4 separate regions of the Homo sapiens genome follow, and regions 2, 3 and 4 are each linked to region 1. A link is a contact called in ENCODE Hi-C or POLR2A ChIA-PET data. All regions are on one chromosome and are shown on one strand. Each heading gives the region's core, a stretch centred on a gene start or an enhancer-like site at or near the end of the contact. The rest is flanking DNA. Distances are from core to core; before and after follow the strand shown. Region 1 holds the start of PSME4 (proteasome activator subunit 4). Region 2 holds the start of SPTBN1-AS2 (SPTBN1 antisense RNA 2). Region 3 has its middle 14 kb from the start of EML6. Region 4 overlaps SPTBN1 (spectrin beta, non-erythrocytic 1).

What was found. Hi-C counts contacts between places; a loop is a spot of excess contacts on that map. ChIA-PET counts read pairs that join two places held with the same protein, here RNA polymerase II (POLR2A). Pooled maps may share reads with other maps.
Region 2: a pooled map shows a loop between it and region 1 (6-fold over the local background). The contact joins the promoter of SPTBN1-AS2 here to the promoter of PSME4 in region 1. A Hi-C loop is called at or near these places in 8 of 50 pooled maps. POLR2A ChIA-PET finds 5 or more read pairs at or near these places in 3 of 52 experiments (CD4-positive, alpha-beta T cell, GM12878 and activated B cell).
Region 3: a map with no recorded cell type shows a loop between it and region 1 (4-fold over the local background). The contact joins the enhancer-like site here to the promoter of PSME4 in region 1. A Hi-C loop is called at or near these places in 2 of 37 single-sample maps with no recorded cell type and 9 of 50 pooled maps.
Region 4: a loop to region 1 is called in a map of OCI-LY7, with 2.9 times the contacts of the local background. The contact joins the enhancer-like site here to the promoter of PSME4 in region 1. A Hi-C loop is called at or near these places in 1 of 168 maps with a recorded cell type or tissue (OCI-LY7), 6 of 37 single-sample maps with no recorded cell type and 5 of 50 pooled maps. POLR2A ChIA-PET finds 5 or more read pairs at or near these places in 1 of 52 experiments (GM12878).

Annotation. Positions count from the first base shown.
Region 1 is chr2:53,969,540-53,972,269 of GRCh38, forward strand. It overlaps PSME4 (proteasome activator subunit 4), which reads right to left and starts at 1,454. Exons shown (of 47, transcript NM_014614.3): 1 at 1,004-1,454. The coding sequence starts at 1,245. It also overlaps a transcript of ACYP2 not described here. RefSeq lists enhancers at 302-1,066, 1,333-1,627, 1,923-1,972 and silencers at 1,123-1,322, 1,297-1,458, 1,333-1,722.
Region 2 is chr2:54,678,633-54,681,332 of GRCh38, forward strand. It overlaps SPTBN1-AS2 (SPTBN1 antisense RNA 2), which reads right to left and starts at 1,413. Exons shown (of 3, transcript NR_186176.1): 1 at 1,192-1,413. The region is part of intron 1 of LOC105374653 (a long non-coding RNA gene); the gene reads left to right.
Region 3 is chr2:54,707,892-54,710,692 of GRCh38, forward strand. No RefSeq gene overlaps it. Among named protein-coding and RNA genes, the nearest start is that of EML6, 14 kb to the right of the region's middle. Within about 2 kb of position 1,505, at least 11 of the 41 ENCODE cell types and tissues checked have a DNase peak (open chromatin) inside an H3K27ac peak, as active enhancers do.
Region 4 is chr2:54,633,363-54,636,243 of GRCh38, forward strand. All of the region lies in intron 17 of SPTBN1 (spectrin beta, non-erythrocytic 1), which reads left to right. Among named protein-coding and RNA genes, the nearest start is that of SPTBN1-AS2, 45 kb to the right of the region's middle. RefSeq lists enhancers at 1,415-1,594, 1,835-1,894. Within about 2 kb of position 1,434, at least 24 of the 41 ENCODE cell types and tissues checked have a DNase peak (open chromatin) inside an H3K27ac peak, as active enhancers do; they include GM12878 and OCI-LY7, where a contact is called at or near this core.

The sequences.
Region 1 (2,730 bases), core at 204-2,703:
GCGTGAACATACCATGTTACTAGATTTTATGTACAGTTAACCAAACAAGATACAGCAAAATTCTTTCTTAAAAAGCTCTTCGGACACAGTAAAGATGCCCATCCAGCAAGTAAATGTAACCTTTTTTCCCCCACTGTATTTTCACTCGTTTTTTTTTTTTTTTTCCTAATTTCAGTGACACTATAGTTTGAAGCTAGTTTACAAACAGAACTCCTGAAACTGATTTAGGTAATCTCTTAATCTGAGTAACTCAAAAAATTAACACAAGCCTGATACTAATATCGCCCTGGACATCCTGACAGTGCTCTTCCCTACTTTCCTCAGTATCTTAAATGTCTCTCCAAAAGAAATGTCACAACAGGAGCAACACACAATCCAAAACAACACTGTCCACATAAGACGTTAAGCTCAAGAATGAGGTCTGACTTTAAACGACCCTTTTCGATCAACTCCGCCAGGTCTGAGAGGGCCCCCAAAAAGCAAAACCCTTAAGTTTCCCTATGGTCTTCTCTCCATTCAGAAAGTTACTAGACGCCAACGGAGATGCGAAGAGGCGGGGATCGTAGGGGAAGGAAGAACCGGAGGAAGCAAGGAGACAAGTCAAGGAACTCCCCCAAAGACAAATTCTCTTTGCCCCGCCTCTCCCATGCGCAAAAGTCCACGGAGGACCCTTGAGAAAGGCTCACCTCTCTCCCTCGGGGCCGGGGCCCTTGGGCTACCCAGGGCCCCCCAGGTGGGAAGACAACAACCCGAACACTTCGGGAGAAGCAGATGCGGAGGACGTAGAGGGATGGTAAAGACCCGGGAAGTCCCGTAGGAAAGTGGCAGGGAGGACGGCTTGAGTACTTCACAGGCTCTGTCACGACCCTGGGATCACCGCTCGGGGACAGCTCCAGCGAGGACAGAGCTAAGGGTCCAGCCCTCTGGACAAAGAGCAACCATCCCCGACACCTCTCACTGAGCCTTTCCCCCCGGCCCGGCCCGCAGGCCCGGGCACACTTACGTGGAGAGTTTCCTGGTCCAGAAGAGGCCCCCGGGCCACAGCTCTTGGAGCTGCACGGCCCGGCCCAGGTTGCATTTGATCTGGGCCAGCTGCAAGTCGGACTCGGCGTCTAGCCGCTCCGCGTAGGGCAGCAGCTTGTTGTAGACGATCTCCTTCTGCGGGACGAAGCCCCGCGGGCCCGGCTCGGGACGCCCGCCCGGCTCCGGGGGCTCTCCGACTCCCGCCCGCTCGGCCGGCTCCATGAGCCCAGGGACACCCCCCCCACCCCCTCCCACCCGAACCCTCCCCGGCCCCCACCCCTCTCCGGGCTCCGCCTCCTCCGCGTCTTCGTCGCCCTGCGGCCGCTGGCGGCCCGTCGCCCTCGGACCGATCGCTAGGCCCCCTTCCCTGGCCGGCGTGCTGCTGGGCCCCACGCGGCTCTCAGTTCGTTGGCGGCGGCAGCGGCCGCTCTGCCCGCCCCGCACCGGCTCTGCTGGTGACGCTGCAGCCGCCGGGCCCAGAGGTTCCGGACCGGCCTCAAGTCACTTCCGGGGCGGGGCGGGGCGGAGCGACGGCGTCGGGGGAGGCGGTGGTGGCGGCAGCTGGAGCCCAACGGGCTGCGCCTTCTTCGCCGTGGGCCCGGCTCGGAGCCCCCACCCCAGGCCTCACCGGCCCAGCGCGAGGCTGCCTCACCGGAAACACGAGGCCGAATTCCAAGCTATTGTCCTGCTTCGCCGGGGGTCGCGCACTCCAAGCGGCAGCCCACTGGAGTCCCAGTCGCCACGACAGGCGGCAGCCAGGTCGGCCTGGTCCCCCTAGCCGAGCAGCCCCGGCTTCTGGGTTAGAGGGGTTTATGGAAAAGCCTACGTACCCACTTGCTCCTTATAGATTTATTTACTCCATCCCGCTTGTTCCTTATAGATTTAATTTTTCTGTCCCCTTTAAGTCCCCATCTTTCTGGTATTCTGGCCGCCATCATTCCAAAGAAGAAAATAGTTACTCGCTGAACAAATGCTATTTGAACAGCTGTTTTGTGTGTAAGGCGCTCAGTTTAGGCTATTGAGATAGAAAGTTTAACCTGGTTTCCGCCCTCCCAAGGACTTAGTCTAGCAGAGATAAAGACGTGAATTACAAGATAATGCTCTTAATTGCTAGATAAGTACAAGAATCCTTAGGAACTCTACAAAGAAGTTGAAACTAGGGGGTTTGAGAGGGTGTCATTTTCCTAGAAGTGATACTTAATTTAAGCTATGAAGGTTGAGTGCAAAGTTGGTTAGAAAAAGGAGGGAGGAGGACACGTATTTCAGCTGAGAGAACAGCTTTGACGCTGCAAGCATGTATTCTAAAAATTCAAAGTTCAAAATAGCGTAAGAGAGGGGACGGAGAAATGAGACTGAGAAGGCAATCCTAAGGAATTCAGAGCTTTATCCTAGAGACAAACTTCCAAAAGATTTTAAGCATAGCAGTGGGATGATATAATTTACATTTTTTAAGAATTACTCTGGCGGCCGGGCGCAGTGGCTCACGCCTGTAATCCCAGCACTTTGGGAGGCCGAGGCGGGCGGATCACGAGGTCAGGAGTTCGAGACCAGTCTGGCCAACATGGTGAAACCCCGTCTCTACTAAAAATACAAAAAAGTTAGCCGGGCGTGGTGGCGGACGCCTGTAATCCCAGCTACTCGGGAGGCTGAGGCAGGAGAATCGCTTGAAACCGGAAGGCGGAGGTTGCAGTGAGCCAAGATCGCGCC
Region 2 (2,700 bases), core at 163-2,662, 710 kb after region 1:
ATTTTGCTGTGTTTCTACAAGACTTTGTGATGCTTATTTCAAGGACTATTGGTAGTTTTCCACAAGTTGATGCAGCATCAGGCATTAAAATGCTCCCCAGATGCTGAGCATTTAGCAATAACACCATTCTCCACCAAAGAGGCTTGTGTTCCCAAAATTACAGCTCTTGGTTCTTTTTGAGAGCAGTTTTCTGGGGGCATAAACTGCCCCCTGGTATGGCTACTGCACAGACCATATTCCCCTTTAATCACGTGCCTTGGTGCAGGGTACGCATCTACTAACCACTTTCCCCTTGTGGAAATGTTCTCCCAGGGGAGTCATTCTCCTGCCCAGCCTCAGAGAGAGCCTTGATCTCAGCCGCTCTGACAGCTTCAGTCACTTTACATTTCAGGAAACTGAATATAGGTTCTAATCTCTTTGCTCTCTAAAAGCTTCTGGGGTCCTAATGCAAATTTTATCACCCCTAGTTTAACACACTGTAAGCCCACATCAATAATTTTCAAACACAAGCACACAAATAATTTTTATCTTACCAAACACCCTCCCAAGCTTCTTGGCAATTGCCAGGTCAGAAGCTAAGGACACGTTTACAGATTTTTGCTAAATATTCCTATTACTCCTTTCCAAATTACTTTCCAAACAGTGTATCCATTTAGTTACTAGCTATAAACAAAGGTACAGTCAGTCCTCACTTAAGGTTGTCAATATGTTCTTGCAATCTGAAAGTAAGTAACACCAATTTTACCACAAGCAAATTAATATTCCTATGGTTTATTTCTAGTCACAAACACATCAAAATTCTAAATAAAAACCAAAGGCCGGGCGCGGTGGCTCATGACTGTTATCCCAGCACTTTGGGAGGCCGAGGCGAGTGGATCATAAGGTCAGGAGTTCAAGACCAGCCTGACCAACATGGTGAAACCCCGTCTCTACTAAAAATACAAAAATTAGCCGGGCATGGTGGCGCATGCCTGTAGTCCCAGCTACTCAGGAGGCTGAAGCAGGAGAAACACTAGAACCTGGGAGGCAGAGGTTGCAGTGAGCCAAGATTGCACCACTGCACTCCAGCCTGGGCAACAGAGTGAGACTCCGTCTCAAAAAAAAAAAACACTTCTGATATTAACCACTGAAATAAATATGAGCTATACATACATTTAAGAAAGATAAATAAAAGCAAGTAAGATAACTTACTCAATAATAACAGTTCTCTAGGTTGCCGGAGTCTCCAGTCTCCGGTTGCTGTAGCTCATTCCAGCAGCTCAGGGCTTAAAGTAAGAACCAGCCCTGAACAGGACACTGTCACATCGCAGGGCACACTCACACACACCCCACACTCACACCAGGACCATGTAGACATGCCGGTGAACTGAACATGCACCTCTTTGAGGGGTGGGAGAAAACCAGAGCATCCAGAGCAAAACCCCTGTGGACGTGGGGAGAGCATGCAAACCACACAGACAGTGGCCCTGGCAGAGAATCAATTTTTTTCTCATCATTAAAAAAAAAAAAAAAAAGTTGAATGAAATGACATTATCTGAGGAACTGTTCTCGTTGTTGTGCTACAGAAACAATTGTTTTTGTTTTTAGTAACTATCATATGGCACCTCAAGCTGTGAGTTTCTTTGACTGCTAGCTAGGGTCAACTTTTTCTCCTGTTTTTGTCATCTTTCTTTTTTCTCTTTCTTTCTTTCTTTCTTTCTTTCTTTCTTTCTTTCTTTCTTTCTTTCTTTCTTTCTTTCCTTCCTTCCTTTCTTCCTTCCTTCCTTCCTTTCTTTCTTTTTCTTCTTTCTTCTTGCTTTTTTTTTTCCTTTTTGTTGAGATGGGGTCTTATCTGTCACCCAACCTGGGGTATAGTGGCATGATCACGGCTCACTGCAGCCTCGACCTCCCAGGCTCAATCGATCCTCCTGAGAGCTGGGACTACAGGGATGTGTCACCACTTTCTTTTTGAGTGAATTGAATTGTTCATTCATATCTGATTTACTGAGGGTTCTGAATCACAAGCCACAAAAACCAACTCTGGCTAATTTAGCAGAAAAGGAACTTATTAAGGCTCCCAGAATCTCCAGGAGGACAAGGGCACCAGGCTTAGGGCTTATACAGCCAGGAAAAATGTCCAAAGTCCAGCCTAGGGCAGGCTCCTGGAACTCGTCACTGGACTCTGACACTGCCAGGTGCCCACCATGACACCATACTGTGCGCAAACCCTGCTGTGGGAATTGCTGTCTTTGACAGCAACACGCTGCTGCAGTGACAGCTGTCCCTGCCACTGCCCTCACAGAACAGATTCTGCCAGGCTCCCCTCTGCACATGACCAGCCTCTAATTCAAAATCATGCAGGTGTACAATTGACAGATACTGGCCATGGATCTGTGCCCTTGCTGCAAGTGCAGCTGGGAAAAGACCTCATATTCTGCAGAAGGAAGGTTCTGCCCCTTGAGGTTACAGATTCTGCAAACACAGGAACAGCGTTTAAAAAGTAGCTGGCTGTGTGAATTTCCCTTTGCTGCTATACCAAATTACCACAAACTTAGTGGCTTCAAACAACATAAATTTATTATCTTACAGTTCTTCCATAAGTAAGAAGTCTGACACAAAAACTCACTGCATTAAAATCAAGGTGTTGGCAGGGCTCTTTTCCTTTTGGGATGCTCTAGAGGAAATTTCAATTCCTTGCTGTTTGCAACATTTAGAAGCTGC
Region 3 (2,801 bases), core at 255-2,754, 740 kb after region 1:
CATGTGTCCCTAGCTCTATAAATCTATGTCATTCTGTTTAGTGTTCACCTTTAGACAGCAGAACCAAAAACCTCACTAATATAGAAAATTAGGTATTTGCAGGTACCAGCAGCAGGGTTCAAAAGAGTAAATTTTTTAGTCTCCTTCCCTTTAGTAAAGTGGATATTTTCAGAAATACAGAATTTTGGGTGTCAAGCTATTTGGATAATCGTTTCTCTAGTTTTCCTCACTCTAGAACCCAACTATGTGATATTGAGGCCTTTATATTACCATTCATTGATGACATAATACTGTCCCTTCTGCGTGCAATTTTGGAAATTTATTCATCTATGCTGCATAATGGTAGCAATTTAATGAACTTGTAACATATTATTTAGCTCATTAAAGTCTTTGCATTTAAACAATGTTGATGCTTTTAAGGTTGTGAAGAAATCTTAGTTTAATGCAGAATTAGTTCTAATACATTCTAGAATTTTATCAGAAAACTTTCATGGCCAGGCAAACTAAAAACACAGTAACAGTAACTCAGGCAATCACACAGACTCATGCATAATTAAATCCTCCTTTTACATTTTTTGGGAGTCTTCTTTGAGAGGATATTTTAAATATTGATGTTGTGCAACTATAATTAATAATAAATATTTGGAGTGCTATTGATGACAGTGGTGGGCCTTCCGGAGCAGCCGCTGCCACCACGCTGGCTGCAGTGGGGAGGCGCAGGCGGTGGTGGCAGGAGCCGCTGCAGGAGCAGCAGTGGCGGTGGTGGGTGTGCCCCACGTCCCCTGTGCCCCGCGTTCCTGAGGCAGCCAACTGCACCACCCTCACCTTCACACAGCGGGGCAGGACCCACTCCCAGGTTTGGGACCTCCACTGGGGCCTCAACCTTGCTCCCGCCACGTCTTGGCAGCCCCCGAGCCCCCAGCTGAAGGCACAACCAGGACTCATGGGGCCGCCTGAGAGCGTCGGGTTTGTTTGTGCAGAGTTTGCAGGGGCTGCTGCGCCGCCTGCACCTTGCCTACCGCTGCTGCAGGCAAAATGCGGAGAGGAGGCTAGCAGACCCTGGAGCCCACCCCTGGGAGACCCCTCGGAGCCTGCCGTCCTGGGAGCCCCCATGGTGGGGCCAGGCCGATTCACCCACTGGCAGGGGAGCAGTACGGTGGGGCATGGAGGGACAGGCAGAGAGGAGCCTGGAGGAGGAGCTGGGCCCGTGGCAATGCTGTGTTCCATGGAGTCGGCAGGAGCCCCGCCTTCCCAGGGACAGCTGTAGCCGCCCAAGTCGTGGCTGTGGACCCAGGCCTCCCTGTGCTCTTGGGGGCCGGGAGCAGGCAGGAGCCCTGCCCTCCCAGGTGCAGCTACAGCCGCCTAGCCGCGGCTGCGGATCCAGGCATCTCCGCACTCTTGGGGGCCAGGAAGGCCCCCCTTTACCCCCGCAGCCTTGGAGGTGTCTGCTCCTGCTGCCTGGCTTCTCCCAGCTCCTGCTGCTCACTCTGATCTCGGAGCAAGGTTGGGGCCAAGCCCAGGTGCTGTTGCAGCCCAGCTGGGTGTGCGCACACTCAGGGCAGCGCTGACACACCAGTCCCCTGCCGCCTCAGCCTCCTCTGGGCTTTGGGCACCGATAAGCCCGTGAGGGAGGCCGCGGCAGGGGCTGAGGGCAGCTTTGCACTGGCCTGCTGGTGCCCCTGGGCCGGAACCGCCTGGGCACCATAAAGGCGGCAGGATCAGACAGGCTCCTGGGAAACAGGCAGGTCCCTGGTGAAGCCCCACCTTCCATCCGGGGAAGGTCTGAAGTCTGGCGGCCGGGCTGCTGGTCCCGTGATCAGAGTGGGAACTTGTGGTGCTTTTTTCGGGCCGTCCATGGCTGCTAATGGACTGACTGGCACACACTTCCTCCCCTCTGAGGCCCATAAAAAGCCACGGACTCAGCCAGACCTGAAGAGACGATGGGACGACCTACCTAAAGAGAAGACCTACCCTTCTCTGCTGAGAGCTGAACACTCATTGGGAAAACCCTGGCTACCTAGAGGAGCTACCTACTGCGGGTCTCCTCTGAGCTGTTCTGTTGTTCAGTAAAGCTCCTCTTTGTCTTGTTCATCCTCCACTTGTCCGTGTACCTCATTCTTCCTGGACACCCAGGACAAGAAATCGGGACCCGTCAAATGGTGGGGCTAAAAGAGCTGTAACACAAACAGGGCTGAAACACGCCTTTTGCTTGCCACGTTGCGGGCAACAAGAAGGAGAGAAGAGAGAAGAAAAGAAGAGCTGCAGCCCGTCAGGGATCCCAGACCTAGGAGCTCCCCGAGCCAGGTCTGTGACACCCTCTTTAGGGCTCTGCAGTTTCTGGCGTCTCCAAGCTTCTGGGTATCACCATGTTCCCTGATGTCAGCTGTGGAAGTTGCTTATGGTACGCCTGGTCTAGCAGCAGCCTTGCGGGGAGCCAGCTCTGGAGCCAGCACCTGGAGCTGCCCACCCTGCTGCAGCTGGAGTGCCTGGCTGCGCACAGTGGCCGGACCCCAAGCTCGCCCACACCTCTTGCTGCTCCACGCCTGACTTGCCCTTGGCAGGTGTGGGATCCAGGCCAGTAGTGCGAGCCAAGGGTAACCTTCCAGGCAGAGTGGGCGGAATGAGCCCAGAGGGCCAGAGCAAAACCCAGCAAAGGTACCACTGGCCACAGAGGTTTCTGGATGGCCAAGTGACACTCCAAGGATCCCATAACGCTATGTGGTATGTATTATAATCACTTTACATACATTCTCCAGTTCATCGAATTCTCACAACATATTTATGAAATGTGTTTTATTATC
Region 4 (2,881 bases), core at 184-2,683, 660 kb after region 1:
GGATACACTTTCTTCATTTCTTGTTTAAAATTATTTTTTTATTTACGTGTGTGTGTGTGTGTGCGTGTGTGTGTCTGTCTGTCTGTCTGAAAGATTTCCTCCCCGGCTGGAGGCCAGTGGACTCTGTTTGACCCTAACTCTTTGACTCACTCCTTACTCTTGCCTTGCCCCGGTTACTTAAGTTGGAGGTTGGGGCAGATCAGGGGTTGGATGCACTAGCACAGGCCAGTCTGGGCCAGCCACTGGATCAATCACTAGCCCCTGTTCCAGTTTGGGTTGAATTTAAGGGCTTGCTGTGAGACTGATGTAATCAAAAAACAAGCCCTTCCTTTCTGCCTCTCTTCTGGCCTTCAAGTGTGTTGGAAAGGAAAAATATTCCTTTGCTTACCACATCTGAGAGGGTTTCCTGGGACCCCTGGTCAGGTTGACTTAAAATAAGATGGGTGGAGAGGGGATTACTCTGTTTCCAATAAAGATTGAGCTCCTGTCTTTACCACTTCCAATCTTTTTTTCTGAGCTGATTCCCAGGCTGAACTATATGTTCTAGGGTGGTATTGTGGAATAGAGAATAACTTATGTTAATTATAATTTTGTATCTGTTGCTTTTAAAACAGCTGCAAAAAAGAAAAATAAATCCACCAAACCCTCCTTAAATGAGCATGAGAAACAGCAATTGGGCAAAGCATTCATAACCTAGGGAAAAAGAATTTCCTTTTTTTGTAATATTAACTCTGAGTATTTTGTAAATAAGATATCCTATGTACTTCCATGTTAGATGCACACAGCTGGTTTCCTGCAGGCGGGCTTGGCTGTTAGGGATGTGTGCATTCAGGCAGGCATGCAGCTGCCTTGCTGCTTCCTCGGTTTCTTTTTATGTCCCCAGTGCTGCAACTGCACAAAGCTGTTGGAAGCAGATGATGCTGTCTAGACTCCTGGATATGATAAAACGTTTCAGCAGCAGCAGCCCTCAGTTGTGGCTTAACCTTCATTTTGCCCTTGACCAAGAGCCTGGGCTACTGGTGTTCCAGAGCTTCCTTAGGATTCCTCAGTTTTAAAAATGAAACGTAAAGATAACCCTGTACTATCAATAAGCATAATAAAGATGGAAGGAGGGAGCTTTCCGATGACCTGCCATCAGGAGAACTACATTTTCTTATTTTTCTCCATTGATGTTAACTGAATTCTGATTTCACTTTAATATCCCCAGAGGCCCACAGAATTGAAACTGACCCTAGAGGGTACTTGTCAGTTATGAAAACACACACATCTGTGAGTTCCAGGTGCTGTAGGAGCACAAACTAAGTAAACATCTAAACCTTCAGATATAATCCCCGCTCCTCGAAACATCCTGACACTGTGGTGAAGCGATTCTCCTAGAATGTAAAGTCATTATAATGTGCTTACGTTCAGGAAGTTTCCTGAGTTGTTGAAAGAGTACCAGAACAAAGACACTGACTCTAACAGATGTGGGTGGGGCATGAGTGGCCTTCAAAGTGCCTGTGAGTGGGAAGAGACTGTCCTCAGCCTGCCCCAGGGGATGTGAACAGGGAGGGAGGGAGCTCCTGACCAAGAGGGAAATTCCAGCCACAGCACAGTTCATGGGGAGCAAGGAACAGTATCCAGCTTCATAAAGCAAGACCCTGTCTCACACCGGAAAACAGGCTCAGAAGTTACCCAGCTGTTTCACTCAGGCACCTGGGGTTCTTGACTATTCACAGAAACCAGAACACCCGCATCTGCTTCATGTGATGAGGGAGCTTTTTTGAGTCTTATTACAGGGAGAGAAAGTGAGAGATGGAAAAGCACTCTTTAAGACTGTGGAAACTACTCCCTAGTTTTAAAAGGTCCTTCTCAGGCCCTTCCCTGTAATTGAATCCGTGATCCAACATGGAGAGAATTTCCTGAGTTTCACTTCCCACGAATGATGTCCGTTGCACTAGTAAACCATTAAGCCACACTCACTTCTTTTAAGCGTCTTCTGAGTCAGCGGCAGTCCCAGATGCCTGTGTGGCTGTGTTTCACACCACACGAAGGCCGTTGTCACACCTGCGCATAGATCGGTGTCATTTGGACATGTGACTCTAAATCCTTGCCTCTTTCTTCCCATCTTGATGGTCCCACTATAGGAGAAAGGCTGCCTGGGCCGGTAACTGCCGGGCATGCATGAGAGTTGATTATATAAGAAATACATTCAGGATTCTGTATGGTCATATTTCTCCCTTAATGAATCTTTCCAGTGTTTGAAGTTACTTTCATTTCTGTTATTTCCGTGAGAGGCGAGGATGTGTGTCCTGTTGTTAATTTCCAGTATCTGGGATTCTTCCCTGCCACTGTAGGACTTCAATGAGATGCCATGCCAAAGGGAATGGAATCCTTTATCCCTTTGACTACTGGCAGGACTCCTGCATTTGTCACTAAACTCCAACTCATATTATCTCCTTTCTAAAGATTTGCGTTCTTGAACTCCCCTAGAAATAGAACTGGAATTTGAGGGAAGGGAATTTCCTTTTGACATTCCTAACCCATCCACATTCTTAGATGACTAATTCTTTTTAGCCCAAATTCACTAACAATCTTTTATTTTTTTAAATTTAATTTTGGTTTCTGATGATAGATGGCAATGGCATAAAATGTCTCTGGCCTTTATTATTTTTTGTTGTTGTAAAAGCAGTAAATGTCTGACATTTTCAAGGGGAAAACTACTGCCCTTAATCCCATCTGTAGCATATGCCATTTAAGTGTTTGCTTTCTAACCCATGCCTTGGAGTTTTATATCATTTAATATGTATAAACTATTTTCATTTAGCATTATAGTATAATTATTTTTCTACGTTTGCATTTTGCCTATGTGGTATAAGCATATTAAGATCCCTTTTCCTGA